Regions from separate parts of the Homo sapiens genome. Here region 1 is linked to region 2. Evidence: chromatin loops called from intact Hi-C (ENCODE). Cell type or tissue: IMR-90. All regions are shown on one strand. Each heading gives the region's core, and the rest is flanking DNA. Links, peaks and the distances in the headings are about the cores only.

Evidence for each region. A loop is a pair of places that touch in the nucleus more often than their neighbours do. Peaks named below come from ENCODE experiments on the same cell type or tissue, not always from the same donor. Only the 100,000 strongest peaks of a DNase experiment are listed, where the experiment ranks them.
Region 1: a loop joins it to region 2, with 7 times the contacts of the local background. A loop is called at or near these places in 3 of 110 quality-filtered maps.

Annotation. Positions count from the first base shown.
Region 1 is chr3:124,561,172-124,568,940 of GRCh38, reverse strand. It overlaps KALRN (kalirin RhoGEF kinase), which reads right to left. Exons shown (of 60, transcript NM_001388419.1): 34 at 5,852-6,098. All of the region lies in intron 2 of LOC105374076 (a long non-coding RNA gene), which reads left to right. Among named protein-coding and RNA genes, the nearest start is that of UMPS, 170 kb to the left of the region's middle. RefSeq lists a silencer at 3,705-3,999 and an enhancer at 3,705-3,999. In IMR-90, for the core only: a CTCF peak has its summit at 3,813 (motif pointing left); a DNase peak (open chromatin) is centred at 3,810; H3K27me3 peaks cover 1,405 bases.
Region 2 is chr3:124,983,030-124,990,798 of GRCh38, reverse strand. HEG1 (heart development protein with EGF like domains 1) reads left to right here. Exons shown (of 17, transcript NM_020733.2): 14 at 1-12. Among named protein-coding and RNA genes, the nearest start is that of MUC13, 52 kb to the right of the region's middle. In IMR-90, for the core only: a CTCF peak has its summit at 4,090 (motif pointing right); DNase peaks (open chromatin) are centred at 4,428 and 5,248; H3K27ac peaks cover 1,400 bases.

The sequences.
Region 1 (7,769 bases), core at 1,208-6,207, 420 kb after region 2:
GTCCATTCACATTGTCATGCAACCATCATCACCATCCATCTCCAGAACATTTTTCATCTTGCAAAACTGAAACTCTGTACCCAACAGGCACTAATTCCCCATTCCCTCCAGCCCCTGGCAATCATCATTCTTTCTACATCTAAAAAGTTGACTACTCAAGGTATTTCATTTAAATGGAATCATATAGTATTTGTCCTTTTGTGTCTGGCTTGTTTCACTTATCCTAATGTCCTCAAGGTTCATTCATGTTGTGGCATGTGTTAGAATTTCCTAACTTTCTAAGGCTGAAGAGTATCCCATTGTATGTATATATTCAATTCACCTGTTGCTGGACACTGGGGTTGCTTTCACCTTTTGACTATTGTGAATAATGCTGCTATGAGCATGGGTGTACAAATTTCTGCTTGTGTCCTTGCTTTCAATTCCTTTGGATATATACTCAGATGTTGGATTGCTAGATGATATGATAATCTTATTTTTACTTTTTTGAGGAATCCCATACTGTTTTCCATGGCAGCTGTACCATTTTGCATTCCCACCAGCAGTGTACAAGGGTTCCAATTTCTCCACATCCTCATAACACTTGTTATTTTCTGTGTGTGCACATTTTAAACAATAGCCATCCTTTGCAGTGACATGTTATTGTTGTTTTGATTATCATTTTCCTAGCAATAATTAGTGATGTTGAATATCTTTTCATGTACTTATTGGTCACTTGTATATCTTCTTTGGAGAAATTTCTGTTTAAGTCCTTTGTCCATTTTTAAATTTAGTTTTTGGTTGTTGTTGTTGAGTTGCAGGAGTTCTTTATATAATCTGGACATTAACCCTCAACCTTTCTAATACATCTTTAAGTATCTCCTAAGCTTGACACCCTGGGGGTGCTGAGTCCACAAAGCAGTGGTTCTCAACCCTAAGGGAACATCAGAATCACTAAGTTTGTTCTTCTTCTTTTTTTTTCCCCCTGAGATAGAGTCTCACTCTTTTGCCCAGGCTGGAGTGCAGTGGCGTGAACACAGCTCACTATAGCCCTGAACCCTCAGGCTCAAGCAATCCTCCCATCTCAGCCTCCTGAATAGCTGGGACTACAGGTGCATGCCACTATGCCCGGCTAATTTTTTTCTTTTTATTTTTTTCACAAAAGAACTTAAAAATATACTGATGTCCAGGTCCTTGGCAGCTGGATTAATTGTTCTGGGGTGGATATGAGGCATCAGTATTTTTAGAAACCTCCTCCAGGTGGTTTCTAAGGTGCATCCAGAGTTGGAAACCACTGCTACAAAGGCTTGCCTCTTGGGAGGTGCTGCCCTCCACCACCTGCTGCTGTGAAAGTGAGAGGGGCCTGTGGAAAGGCAGGACTAGGGCTGGAGGGCCCAATCCCAGTGAGAAGCCCTAAGATGTCAGAGTGGCAGTAAAGTAGCAGGAAAGGCAGCCCCACCCCAATTCTGACACACAGCCCCACTCTTTTTCACCAACCCCATCATGAATGACACCAAGACTTATCAGGAGGAAATAACCAACCACTGCTCCCACAGAAGGCAGAGGAGGGAAGGGCAGAGAGGAGCCCTAGCACTACCCAGAAGCTCAACAGGTGCTGGGAGCCCTGGTCTGCTCCAGCTTGGCCACAGACTCCCTGTGGCTTCAGGGAGGTCACCTTGCTTTCCTGAGCCTGAGTGTTCTCTTGGAAGAGAGGAGACCGGGCTAGTGCAGTGGTTCTCAACCCTGACTGCACCTTAGATTCACCTATGGAACACTTAAAAATACTGACCCTCAGGCCCCATCCAGAGATTCTGATTCCATTTGTTCTAGGTGGGGTCTGGGCATTGTCATTTGGAAAAGCTCCCAGATGATTCTCATGTGCAGCCAGCGTTGGGAACCCTGTGCTAGTGGATCATCAAGAACCATCCTGTGGTTCTTTTGTCCCCATTTCTGGGGTGATAGTCATGGCCTGAGCACTCACAAGGTGCTTAGCCCTCACACATAGTCCCTGCTTCACACAGCCTGCAAGAGTGCTGACTTGGTGCTCTCTGCAAATGCTAAGAGGACCAGTTCTCTTATGGGAATTGAAAAAGGAATTGATTCCAACCTCCTGACACCAGATGAGACCACTCTGTCCTATTCCACAACCCCCAGAGGAACATTTTATTCTCAATCTAGTTGTGCATAACTTATAAGGTAAAGCACCCACTGGAGACAAATTACTGCTGAGAGAAGAAAAGGCGGTTTGCCAAGCAGGCAGCCAGCTGGAATAAGAGAAGGAATAGCTTATTGGGTCTTAGCTAAGGCCAACACTCTGGGCAGACCCCAGAGAGACAGGGAAAGGGTTTTGAGGCTGGGCTATGTGCATAACTGCACACACTTTCAAATGGGGTCTAGTTAAGGGCATAAGGAGTGCTCCATGGAGAATGCAGACTTAGGTCCTTTTTTTTTTTTTTTGAGACAGGGTTTCACTCTGCAACCCAGGCTGGAGCACAGTGGTATGATCATGGCTCACTGCAGCCTCAGCCTCCCAGGGTCAGGTGATCCTCCCACCTCAGCCTCCTGAGTAGCTGGGACTATATAGGTGCACACCACCCCACCTGGCTAATTTTTAAATTTTTTTTGTAGAGACAGGGTTTCGCCATGTTGCCCAGGCTGGTCTCGAACGCCTGAGCCTGAGCAATCCACCTGCTTCAGCCTCCCAAAGTGCTGGGATTACAGGAGTGAGCCACTGCGCCTGGCCGACTTAGGTCCTTGACTGTTGGGAGTCGGGGACCTCTGTATTCAGAGCTCACATGGGTGAGAAGATAGTAAGACCTCACAGGATGCCATTTGAAAGCTCAGCATAATTGGCCTAAGCTTGGGGAAACAGGAACCAACCTGGAAATAAAAAGCCAAAGAAATGGGTGATAGGCACTGCTGGTACCTTTAAGAAGCTATGCTGGTTGGCAGAATTAGCTGGAAAGTTCTATGACAGCCTCCCTCCCAGCTTTGTCTCTTGCCTCTATTTTCCATTCCTGGTCTTCATCTCCTATTTTTAGTTAAATCTCCACTAATCTGTCCTATAGTCGAGACAACCCCCAGTCCTGTGCAATTCTTACCCTGAATGCTTCCACCTCCCACTTCGGGATCACAGATTGACTCTGACACTGCTCTCTGGCTTTCCACCTTGGGTTTGCTCCTGCGAAGTTGCACATGTGGCAGCCCCAGCAGGGAGGGAGTGCACATTTTACCCAGCCTCAGGCTAGGAGGCCAGGTCTAGGTCAGGAAGTCTCATCTTCCCTTGAAGCTGAGTCCCTCCTGATGAAAACGACCCACACCTGGGGATCCAAGGAACGTTAGCCTTTTGCGGCAAATGAATTGCTGTGCTTGATTTTGTCTCTGCAGATGGGTCTCTCAACTGGACTTGTGGGAGTGTGTAGTTATTTTGCTGGATAATCTATGGCAAATGATATAATAGCAAAAACTTATCATGACAACTAAAGTGCATTGAATGCCAGGCACTGCTGTGTTTTGTCTCCATTACCTCATTTTACCCTCACAATCTACCTTCTGTGTACCCTCTTCTCCTCTTGGCTAGACTTCAAGCGGAACCAGATTCCTGAGTTTCCTTGATTTTCCTCTTGTGCCTGCAATTTCAAATTCCCACACAACTTCCTGACACAGTCCCTCCTTAGTCCTCAGAGGACAGGGGGGAAAGCAGGCAATGATTAAATTGGGAGTGGAGGGCACGAGGAGAATTAGGACGTCGGTCTTAGCTGACATTTTTCTCCTGGTGGAAAAAACCCTGGAAGGCTGGATGCAGCACAAACAATTCAGCCTGCTGCTGCCATCTAGTGGAGGAAAGGAAGTCAGGCTTTGGAGGTAGACCAGATGGCACTCCAGACACCGGAGTGTTTTAAATATGTTCTGAGTTCACAGTTAACCATCAGGAAGCCTGCAGCAGGTCTCCATGCTGACCCTCGTCCCCATCTTCCTCTCCTAGAAATATCTAGCACAGGTCTGCATAGAAGGCATGCCTGCTGCTGATTATCTGGCCAGTTACAAAAATAAGCCCAGAACTAAGGCCTGGCTTTGGCTTCCTCAGTGTAAAATGCTTGGCTGCAAGGCCTCTGCCACTTGGACTTCACAAGTCAGTGGATCTCAAACTCAAATGTGCATCAGAGCCACCTGGAAGGCTTGTTAAAATACAGACTGTTGGGACCCACCGGCTCTGGAGGAGTGGGGGTTCTGATCATTTGCGTTTCTTTCTTTTTTAAAATTAAATTTAAAAACACTTTTTGAGGCAGGACCTTGCTCTGTCACCCAGTCTGGAGTGCAGTGGTGCAAGCATGGTTTACTGTAATCTTGTCTTCCCAGGCTCAAATGATCCTCCTGCCCCAGCCCCCCACTGAGTAGCTGGAACTATGGGTGTGTGCCACCATGCCTGGCTAAAATTTTTTAGTTTTGTAGAGATGGGGGTCTCACTATGTTGCCCAGTCTGGTCTCAAACTCCTAGCCTCAAGCCAGCCTCCCAAAGTGTTGGGATTACAGGTGTGAGCCACTGTACCTGGCTTTTAACTTTGATTTTTTATTTTTAGAGGTGCGGTCTTTCTCTGTCAGCCAGGTTGGAGCGCAGCGATGCAATCATAGCTCACTGCAGCCTCAAACTCCTGGGCTCAAGTGATCCTCCTGCCTCACCATGCCCTGAGTAGTTGGAACTACAAGTGAACACCACCTTGCCCAGCTAATTTTTTTTTTTTTTTTTTTTTTTTTTTGAGACGGAGTTTCGCTCTGTCGCCCAGGCTGGAGTGCGGTGGCGCGATCTCGACTCACTGCAAGCTCCGCCTCCCGGGTTCACGCCATTCTCCTGCCTCAGCCTCCCGAGTAGCTGGGACTACAGGCGTGCGCCACCATGCCCGGCTAATTTTTGTATTTTGCCCAGCTAATTTTTTTAATTTTTTTTTTTTTTTTTTTGAGACAGAGTCTCGCTCTGTTGCCCAGGCTGGAGTGCAGTGGCACAATCTTGGCTTGCTGCAGCCTCATGGCAACCTCAGCCTCTCGGGTTCAAGTGATTCTCCTGCCTCAGCCTCCCAAGTAGCTGGGACTACAGGTATGTGCCGCCTTGCATTTTTAAATTTTTGTAGAGACAGGGTCTCACTAAGTTGCCCAGGCTGGCACCTGCATTTCTAACAGGTTCCCAGGGCATGCTGATATTACTAATCCAGAGACCACCCCTAAAGAAACACTGTCATGAGGAGTTTAGTCTCCCTGGCATGAGAAAAAGTGAGTAAACAGGCATGTGAAGGGAACACAGAGCTTACATACAATAAAAGCCAAGGCTAGAATACTTTATCTGTTGAAGGCACATAAAGGAGTCATGGACCTCAAAGCCTGGCTGGGCTGAGGGAAGGATCAGATCTGACTCAGCTGTGGCTCCTCCCTGGGTGTGCCTGGTGTCTCCAGGTCAGCATGTGAGTACTTGGTCGGGGGTCAGAGAGCCAGAAGTTGCTGTGGAGCGGGAGTGGGTCAGTGGAGAAAGGATGAGTCTAAACCATATTTGGCCAAAGGTAGAAGAGGACTTTCCCGAATGTAGTGTGATATGATGGGAAAACTGGAAGAGATCTTGGAGGTTACTTAATTCAACCTTCATTTCCAAGATGAAACTGACTCAGGAAGGCTAAATGACTTTCCCAAAGTCACACACAGTTACTCGGGAGCTCTTCCTCTCCAAGTTCCCAACCCATTCTCTTCACAGTCAGGTCCCAAAGAAACCCCACAGGGTAAAAATGGGTCTGTGAGACAGGTCACTTCCATGGTGGTCTTCAGCTAGAGTCAGGCCAGCGCTCATGGCCTCCTTGGTCTGTGCCTCCCACCCGCTCTGTTCTCCTACCTTTCACCAAGGGGAAGAAGCAGTCCATCTCCACGCTGCTTCGGGAGTGTGAGATGCACAGGGCGCTGCTGGGGACCAGACCCTCCAAGGGCGGGCTCCGTTCGGTGGTACGGACCAGACACCAACCAGGCCGCTCGCTGGGCCGCTCCAGCAGCTCTACCGTCTGCCCCACCTGGATGGTCAGCTCACTGCTGTGGCCCGCACTGAAGTCCTGGAGGACCACTGTCAGCTCACATCCACCAGAGAGCTTTGGAGGGTGGTGGTGGAGGGAGTAGAACAGGAGGGCATGGAGGAAGGGGGGAGAAATATGGGAGAGGGTTGGTGAGAGGGGACGAAGGATGTGTGAGAGCAGAGGTAAGGAGGAAGAGAAGGGGAATAAAGAGGAAAAATGGTGTTTAGGGCAGAGAGATGGCAGAAGATGAAAAGGAGAGTTGAGAACAGGAAAGAAAACAAGAAAAAAATGTAATTAGCACAGTGCTATTCAATCACTCAGGCTTTCTAGCTGTAGCCACAGTCTGAAGCCTGCCCAGAACCAGGGCTTTGATTCTAATTCCTCTTACTTCGTTAGAGCTCATTATTCCTTTGCCAAGCTTCAGCTAATTGTGCCGTTAAACCCCTTCCCTATATGCCCCTTTACTCCTTCCAAGGGTTCTACCCTGTGCCCTGTCCCTGCCCTGACTACCACCCTCAGACTCCTATTGTATGGGCATCTATTCTAACTCACCCCTCCCATTAGATTCTCACTAGATGATAGGGAATAATGGAAGAGACAGCCTTCCTTCCTTCTAACCCCTGCAACACCTCCCATCCCCACCCCTTACTGGAGCCATCAGCCTAAAATCGAGGCTACGAGGACTACAAAAAGAATGGGGCTTCAATTCAAAGGCAGAAGTAAAGCAATGTCTGTCTGGGAGGGGAATAGCCTCAAAGGCTCAGGCACTGGGGACCAGGAGGAAGAATCAGAAGGGAAGACGGGCCACTTCTTACTTAGGAGCATACGCCCAGCCCTCATGCTCCATGCTGGCTTGTCTCCACACTGGCATCTTCCTAATTCACTGATCCTGGGGCAGAAGCAATAAAAGGGGTTGACAGGAACAACCCCTACTGGCTGAATGCTGAGACTTCTCACTTTTTCACCTTGGGGATTTGGCCCCACTTCCCCCCTTTCTTCTGGCTTCATATTTCCATGAGAATCCATTCGGTTATTAGTTTGTCTCATAGAACTAAGTACAGTCTCCCTCTTGGAAGAGCAGCTGCACTTAGAGGCAGAGTGACAGGTAGGGAACGGAAGGAATGAGGAGGCTGAGGCCCAGCTTGGTAGCCTGTTATCCTCTAAAGTTCACCCCAAAAGCAGTTTGGAGGCAAAGTCCTTGCACCACCTCCAGGAATTCGACTTCAGTCTGTGCATCTCTGATTTAAGCCTTCAGGGCCCAAATTTTCTGCACCAGTGGCCATATTAGTGCACTTGTCCAAATATGTTGTGTAGCCATTTCACACACATTCTGGGAAGCTTCTGCCCAGTGGCATACACAGTGAACGCCACAGTGAGTAGATAATTAACAGTCCCACCAGGACCAAAAGCTCAGCATTCAGGACTGTGAGAGATTTACACTAAAGGGACTTCGATATCAGAGGGGGCTTGAAACGGTTAAAATAATGCATCAGACTGATGTTGGCAATATGCATCACCACCAGTTACAGGGCAGGGAGTCTGTGCTAACCACGTCCCCATAGGACTGCCATTGGGATCAGATCAGGAAATCTGCAGGACAGAAGGTAGAAGGTAGAAGGTGGAAGGAGACAGAAGAAAATATTTTTCCATTTAACTCTCCTGGTCCCATTAAATGCAGTCTTCACTCCCCCACTCTCCTGGTGCTATCCTCCTTAAAAACATCACAGAGAGAAGGATTTTGTGGGA
Region 2 (7,769 bases), core at 1,380-6,379:
ACTGTGGAAACCGTAAGTGTACAAAAGTGGACCATTATGCGTGGGCAGGGGCCTGGCCCTGTTGTTAGTGCACAGGTGTCAGTCTCCTCCCACTTCCCTCAGTTCACACCTGCTGTCTTCTTAGGTTCTATGCCAATGGCATGGGGGAAACAAAGAGAAAGGCCAGACGTGGTGGCTCACGCCTGTAATCCCAGCACTTTGGAAGATGGAGGCAGGAGGATCACTTGAGGCCAGGAGTTAGAGACCATTCTGGCCAACATGGTGAAAGCCCGTCTCTAGTAAAAATACAAAAATTAGCTGGGTGTGATGGCACATGCCTGTAATCCTAGCTACTTGGGAAGCTGAGGTGAGAGAATCGCTTGAACCTGGGAGGCGGAGGTTGCAGTGAGCCAAGATCACGCCACTGCACTTCAGCCTGGGTTACAGAGCGACACTTCGTTTTAAAAAAAAAAAAAAACCCAAAAAACAACAACAAAAAAAACAAAGAGAAAGACTTGACTGGTACTGTTCAGGGGCTCAAGGTCTGGGCTGGGCAGGGAGAGAAACACTCACTCCTAAATACCCCTGCTGTGTGCTGAGTGTTACTGTGATAACCAGACATGGGGTGTGGGACGGGGAGGCAGGGACTGTGCCCACAGAAGAATGAGAGGACACTCGACAGTACTTCTTGGAGGGAGTGGAATTAGAGGAACAGTAGGAAAGATTTAGACTGGCGGGTATGGGGGGAGGACATCCCAGGCAGAGGGAGCAACTTAGACAAAGGTCTTCAGGCAGCCATGGGCCCTTGGTGTTCTGGGGACAGTGTGTAAGTGGATGTGGCTGGAAGATAGGAAGATCGGAAGGCAGAAAGTAGAGGATTTGGATTGGCAAAGTATATGAGGTCTGAACTGTTGGGGTTGGGATCACCAGGCTGAGGAGTGTAGACTCTAATCAATAACTGTCAGGCAGCTGGCAAAAGTCTTAGAGCAGGAAAGCAGTTTGATCAAGGAAAGCAATTTGGGCTGCATTGAGAACAGACTGGACAGAGGAGAATGTGGGTGCAGCTTAGATATTTCCAGCATAGTCCCACCAGGCATGCTAGAGACACACTTAGGAGTCCTCTCTGCTCCAGGTGGAAGTAGAGGGTGGAACGCCAAGCAGCCAAGAGTGTTGGTGGGGACTGTGAGCGGGGCGTGTTTTGCACCTAATCCAGTTCTTGGAGAAAACCAGTTGTGATTCATTTAAGATTGCTTGCACTGACATTTTCTTATATTCATACATTAGAAATTGAAATTATCTGCAAAATTAAATTTGGGGATATAGCATATCATAGGATGTAATAGAAATACTAACAATGAAGATTTTAGTTTAGGACAGCTTTGGCTCTCATCCTACAGACAAATGTGCCAGTGGACTATTTTATAAGTTTACTAGAAGGAAAGTAGACATGATTTTATTTAATGTGTGTAAAAAAGCCCCCAGTTTCTATTCCCCAGTGGTATACCTTACATCTGATTTCTTCAGTGGTGTTTTCTTTGTTCGTAAAGGTTTTCTATTAGCAAGTTTCATTATTGACTTTCTTTGAGCATAACTAAAAAATAAAAATAATGAAATAAAAATCAAACACATTCAATGCTGAATATAAAACTGACATAAAACTCTCTTGGTGCACCCAGCATGGTGCTACTCTCAGGTCAGAGTCTAGAGACTTGGAATTACATATCCATTTAGGATTACTGATGACTTTGGTCATCTGATTTATCTTGACTGCAGACTAGCAAGAGGTTACAGAAGATAGCCTCAGAGAAAGACTAGGGAGGCAATTCTAAAAGCAATTATATTTATAGTCATATGAGTAGAGAGGGAGGGACTCACAGAATTGATATTTGTTTTTCTGTGTTTTTGAGATGGAGTCTTGTTCTGTCGCCAGGCTGGAGTTCAGTGGCACGATCTCGGCTCACTGCAACCTCCGCCTCCTGGGTTCAAGCGATTTTCTTGCCTCAGTCTCCCAAGTAGCTGGGACAACAGGTGTGCACCACCACACCTAGCTAATTTTTGTATTTTTAGTAGAGACGGGGTTTTACCATGTTGGCCAGGATGGTCCCGATCTCTTGACCTTGTAATCCGCCCACCTCGGCCTCCCAAAGTGCTGGGATTCCAGGCGTGAGCCACCGTGCCCGGCCGATGTTTGTTTTTTAAGTAGCAACCTGCAGCCCTGAGTGGTGTAGTAAACAACCCTGTACTCTTTAGAAGTCCCAGAGGACACTGTGGGGCCATAGAACCATGTGAGCACGGCCCTTCACTCCAATGGACCCCAGTCATCACGCTCTAAATGGTGTTTGGTGCACTCAGTTTAATAAGGCAAGGAAGTTATCATATTTTAGGCTTTTTTATTTAATAAATTAAAGAATAGTCAAAATTCTTTTTAGGTGTCAATGCTGAACAGGGTAGGCTTGAGTATTTTGGAGATTTGGCTTATGTAAAACAGTCTGGATGGCAGTACATGTCCTTTCTAAAGATCAGTATTTAGGCAAGCCAGTTTCTCAGCTGGGCTCAGGGTCTTTATGCTTTTGTGTTTAGGAGGATATCTATGCCTTAAAGGGGCTGCCTGGTCTACAGAGTGGTGTGTGTTCACTTTTTCGTGTGAATCTCATTTCTCACTTGAAACCAGAACAGAGTCACAGAGAGCTCGTAAACTGATCAGAGAATGGAGTAGCCTGTGCACAAAAATAGATAAGAAAATCTATAACGTTTCAATGTGGAAAAAGGAGGCTGAATAATCAGACAGAAATTTAAGATATTTGAGTCTTGTTTCCCAAATGCTGGAATACTAGAACTACATGGTATATATATATATATATATATATGTGTGTGTGTGTGTGTGTGTGTGTGTGTACACATATATAGTCTTTCAGAAGAGATGCTTCAAGGCTAAGAGTAGAGGTTACATCACAAGCCTGCGGACCTGATCCTAAGATATTGTTAGAAACAGAGAGGCTTGGCCGGGCGCTGTGGCTCACGCCTGTAATCTCAGCACTTTGGGAGGCCGAGGCGGGCGGATCACGAGGTCAGGAGATTGAGACCGTCCTGGCTAACACGGTGAAACCCTGTCTCTACTAAAAATACAAAAAATTAGCTGGGCATGGTGGCGAGCGCCTGTAGTTCCAGCTACTCAGGAGGCTGAGGCAGAATGGCGTGAACCTGGGGGGGCGGAGCTTGCAGTGAGCCGGGATAGCGCCATTGCACTCTGGCCCGGGCGACACAGCGAGACTCCGTCTCAAAAAAAAAAAAAAAAAGAAAAAAAGAAACAGAGAGGCTTAGCAGCAGGAGGCTCAAAGTGCAGCAGACCTGTATCACGTGTGCAAGAAACTCATCTGAATGCAATCCCACCTGATGGCAGAGAAAGAGAGAGCCAGTGAGACAGGTGAGAGGTGTGGAGGTGTGGCCACCCTGTTCACGTGTGCCCCTCGGGTGAGCCAGGGAGCAGGAGGTAAGAGATATGACCTGCTCAGTCCTCTTGGGGCCTCTCATCCCTGACAGGCCTCTCATAGAATGAGCTAGTACTTTAAACCTGCTTTGGTCAGACAGCTCCCTAGTTTTTATTTTTTATTTTTAGAGATGAGGTCTCTCTCTATTGCCCAGGCTGGAGTGCAGTGGCCTGATCATGGCTCACTGTAGCCTCAACCTCTCAGGCTCAAGCAATCCTCCCACGTTGGTCTCCCAAAGTGTTAGGATTACAGGCATGAGCTACCACACCTGACCCCTAAATAAGTTTTATTAGAAAATGCTTCATGTTTCTCAGCGAATGGAAGAGTGATCCATCTAGGGAACATGAGTCTATAAAGGGCTGCAGGAAAGGGGTGTGAGCTGCAGGGCATTATTCTAAGTGGCACTGGTAATTTTTTTCTCAGAGATTATTAAGTACTATACATGTTTGGGGATGCTGTTTCCCTATGTCATTGACTATTCTGTAAGTTCTTATGTTAGGAAAAAGTCAAGTCCTCTCCATTATTTTTGTGGGGTTCTGGAAGTAGCCAAGATTTCTCTCTGATTCCTCAGACTTCCTTTTCCTTCCCATTTGTCCAAGTCACTGTCACTGTGTCCAGCAGAGGGCAGAGGCCTGTCTGGATGGTTTGCTCCTGGCCACCTTTTAGAACCGGCCGCCTATCTTTAGTTTGGTAACTTTTGTTATTCTGTGATGGCATGTAAATATCACTTTATCATTTTGATATCTCTATTAGTTTCAGTGTTGCAAGACAGTTAATATTATAGTGGCTGATAATAAGTAGCACTTGCCACCTGCCTCTTTCTCTGAGGTCTGGGCCAAGACCTGGGTGTTGGTTAAGGAGTTGGGAATTCATCCCTCTCTATGGTGATAGCATATTGGGAGTCTGTGACTCATCACTCAACGTTTTGTGCCAAATAGCAGGGCTCTGACTGCCCACCGCTATTACTCCCATTATTGCCACCCAAGACAGCAGGGGCCTTCCTGGGGCTGTGACTCAGGCTGGATTTTTCGTAGGCAAGAAATGCTTCTTCTCTATGCAGGCTTTTTAGGGCACATGCTCTACCCAAGCCCAATGAGGCTGGGGAGGCTGGCTTTTTCCAGCCAAGCACACATCATCCAACTCCAGTAGATTTTGGCATTAGGCATAACCTATGTCCCACCCCTCAAAAGTTTCTGTGCACTTTCTACTTGTGCCCAGATTTCAGTCCTTGCTCCTTACAGAGAAACTGGAAAGGGCAAGGCACAGTGGCTCACGCCTGTAATCCCAGCACTTTGGGAGGCCGAGGCAGGAGAGTCACTTGAGGTCAGGAGTTCGAGACCAGACTGGCCAACCTGGTGAAACCTCATCTCTACTAAAAATACGAAAATTAGCTGGGCATGGTGGCACATGCCTGTAATCCCAGCTACGCGGGAGGCTGAGGCAGGATAATCGCTTGAACCTGGGAGGCAGAGGCTACAGTAAGCCGAGATCGCACTATTGCACTCCAGCCTGGGCGACAGAGCAAGACTGTCTCAAAAAATAAACGAATAAATATCTGGAAAGGGCAGGACAAACCTTTCTCTCAAATCTTCACCCCCTGCTGGAGCAGGGCCCCCACTCCTGGGCAGCGCAGGCCTGCACCTTTCTTATCACAGCTCTCCTTTTAATTTTTTAAACACGTAAAATATCTCTCTGTTTATATCCCAGATTCCACCAATTTCAACAGCAAATATCCCATTTGCCAGATGGCCCCAGAATTCTTTTAGGAATGTGTCATCAGATGTGTCTCTCACTCCCCTTGCCTCCACCCTTTTCTTAGGGCGTGCACATTTCCTCTGTTGCTGGAAGTTTACGTTGGTTCCTCCTCACAGTTTCATAATTGCTAAACAACTTTGGGTTGTTTAGCCTTTTTTCTATTTTTAAAATAAATTCCTTTTTTAAAAAATAACAATATAGCACATGCCCATTAATTTCCCCTATTTTAACCCAAATTAATTAGAAAATAAATAGAAGTTAAGGGAAGAGGAGAGTAAACAGTCTCACCACCCATTAAACACTATGTTCACCATGTTTCCTTACTACTAAGTGTGGGGCATAGGCCAGCAGGATCCATGTCACCTTGGAGCTTATTGGAAATGAGCAACTTCGGGCTCCCCACTCCAGACCCACTGAATCCGAATCTGAATTCTCACCAGGCCCATAAATTTAGTTAATATGCAGATTTATATGCATATTAAAGTTAGAGAAACACTGGTATTATATATTTTTCCAGAGATATATATGTGTATGTCTTTTTAACAGAAATTGGATCTCACTGAACATACTGTTCTGTAACCTGCTTTTAAACCTAGTAAACTGTGGAATGTTTTCACTTACGTAATTTTATAATGTTACGTTTGATAGTCCTGTGAAATTCTGCTCTATGGACCTACTGTAACTTCCTTAACCATTCCCCTCTTACTGCCTTTCAAAAGTCTCTTTTTAAAATATTCCTGTCATCTAAGCCATTCTTCTGTTTTTTGTTTGTTTTTGTTTTGTTTTTTGGTTGTTTTTTTGTTTTTTGGTTTTTTTTGAGACGGAGTTTCACTCTTGTTGCCCAGGCTGGAGTGCAGTAGTGCGATCTTGGCTCACTGCAACCTCTGCCTCCCGGGTTCAAGGGATTCTCCTACCTCAGCCTCCTGAGTAGCTGGAATTACAGGCCCCACCACCACACCTGGGTAACTTTTTGTATTTTTAGTAGAGGCAGGTTTTCATCATGTTGGCCAGGCTGGTATCGAACTCCTGAACTCAGGTGATCCACCTGCCTCAGCCTCCCAAAGCGCTGGGATTACAGGCATGAGCCACCGTGCCTGGCCCCATTTTTCTGTTTTATGGTTATTGTCATTTTGTGATCATAGAGCTCACATAATTCTCCTAGATTACTTTTTTCTGGCCACAGACATTTTTTTCCATCCCTCTTTCATATTTGCCACGTCTCTTTTGTAGGTCATCCTTTCATTCAAAGGGTCTGCACCTCTTCAGAGGAGACCCCTGCCTCACAGCCTCCCAGTGTAGCCAGCAGGGAGTGAGAGTCTGCCTTCCCCACTGACAGCCCTCTTCCCGTGAAGCCAGACATTCCGCTTAAATATCTTTCTACACTGTCTTCCCAGCCCAACCCACGGTCTGATGGCAGGTGTAGAAGGTGTCTTTCAGTTGTGTTCACCCAGTTGTTGCCTTGGGTTATAAAAGACTTAGACCAATGGAAATGCTGTGTGTTGGTGGAAGTCACTCAGAACAAACATCTGGGAAGACAGCACTAAACTGCTTAGGAGGAAGGAGGGAGAATCTATTAATATTACCCAGAAGGCAGCTGGAAGTCTCATTCAGCTAAAAGCAGTCATTTTACTCGGTCTTGACTGGCCTCCCTTCACTTCAAACGGGGTAAGGCAGGGATTGGGGAGAGGGAACTGTTGTTCTGTACCCAACCCTTCTGCTAGCGAGGACTATTTGGTGAGGTGGAAGGGATAGAGTTGTGTAAAACATCAGGAGAAAGTGACAATCATGTGGGGCACTGTCACAGTGGAGAGTGGTGGGCACCGGGTATGTTCACACCCTGGTTGTAGACTTGCAAAAGGTGAATTTCAGAAGGTGCGGGAGAAAATAAGAATGCTGTGAACAGAGATGGAGGAGGAATGGAAAGATTTTAAAGGCAAAATTTGTCTGAGTGCGGTGGCTCACACCTGTAATCCCAGCACTTTAGGAGGCCGAGGCGGGAGGATTGCTTGAGCCCAGAAATTTGAGACCAACCTGGGCAACATAGCGAGACCTCATCTCTAAAAAAAAAAAAAAAATCAGCCAGGCATGGTGGCATGCACTTAGTGTCCCAGCTGCTTGGGAAACTGAGGTGAGAGGATCACTTGAGCTGGGGGGTGAGGTTACAGTGAGATGTAATCATGCCACTACACTGCAGCCTGGGTGACAGAGCAAGACCCTGTCTCAAAAAAAAGATTAAAAAATAAAAGGCAAAATTCTAACCATAAATCACAAGTGAGCTCAGTGAGGAAAAATATGGAGAGAACTGAATGCATTGTAAGATAAAAACTAATGTGGCTACCTAGAAAATTCTGTAATGTGTTCAAGAATCTTAAAGGAAGGTTGGCTAAGGTTCTCCTGGAGTAAGTGAGCCCAGCTAGCCTAAGCGACAAAGAGAGTTTATTGGAAGAATCCTGGCATCAGGAGTGGAAGGAACCAAGGAAGTGGAGGAAGGAAGCTCAGCAGCTGGGGGTAGCGAGGAGCTTCCTGTGAGAGCACATGTTGCCATGA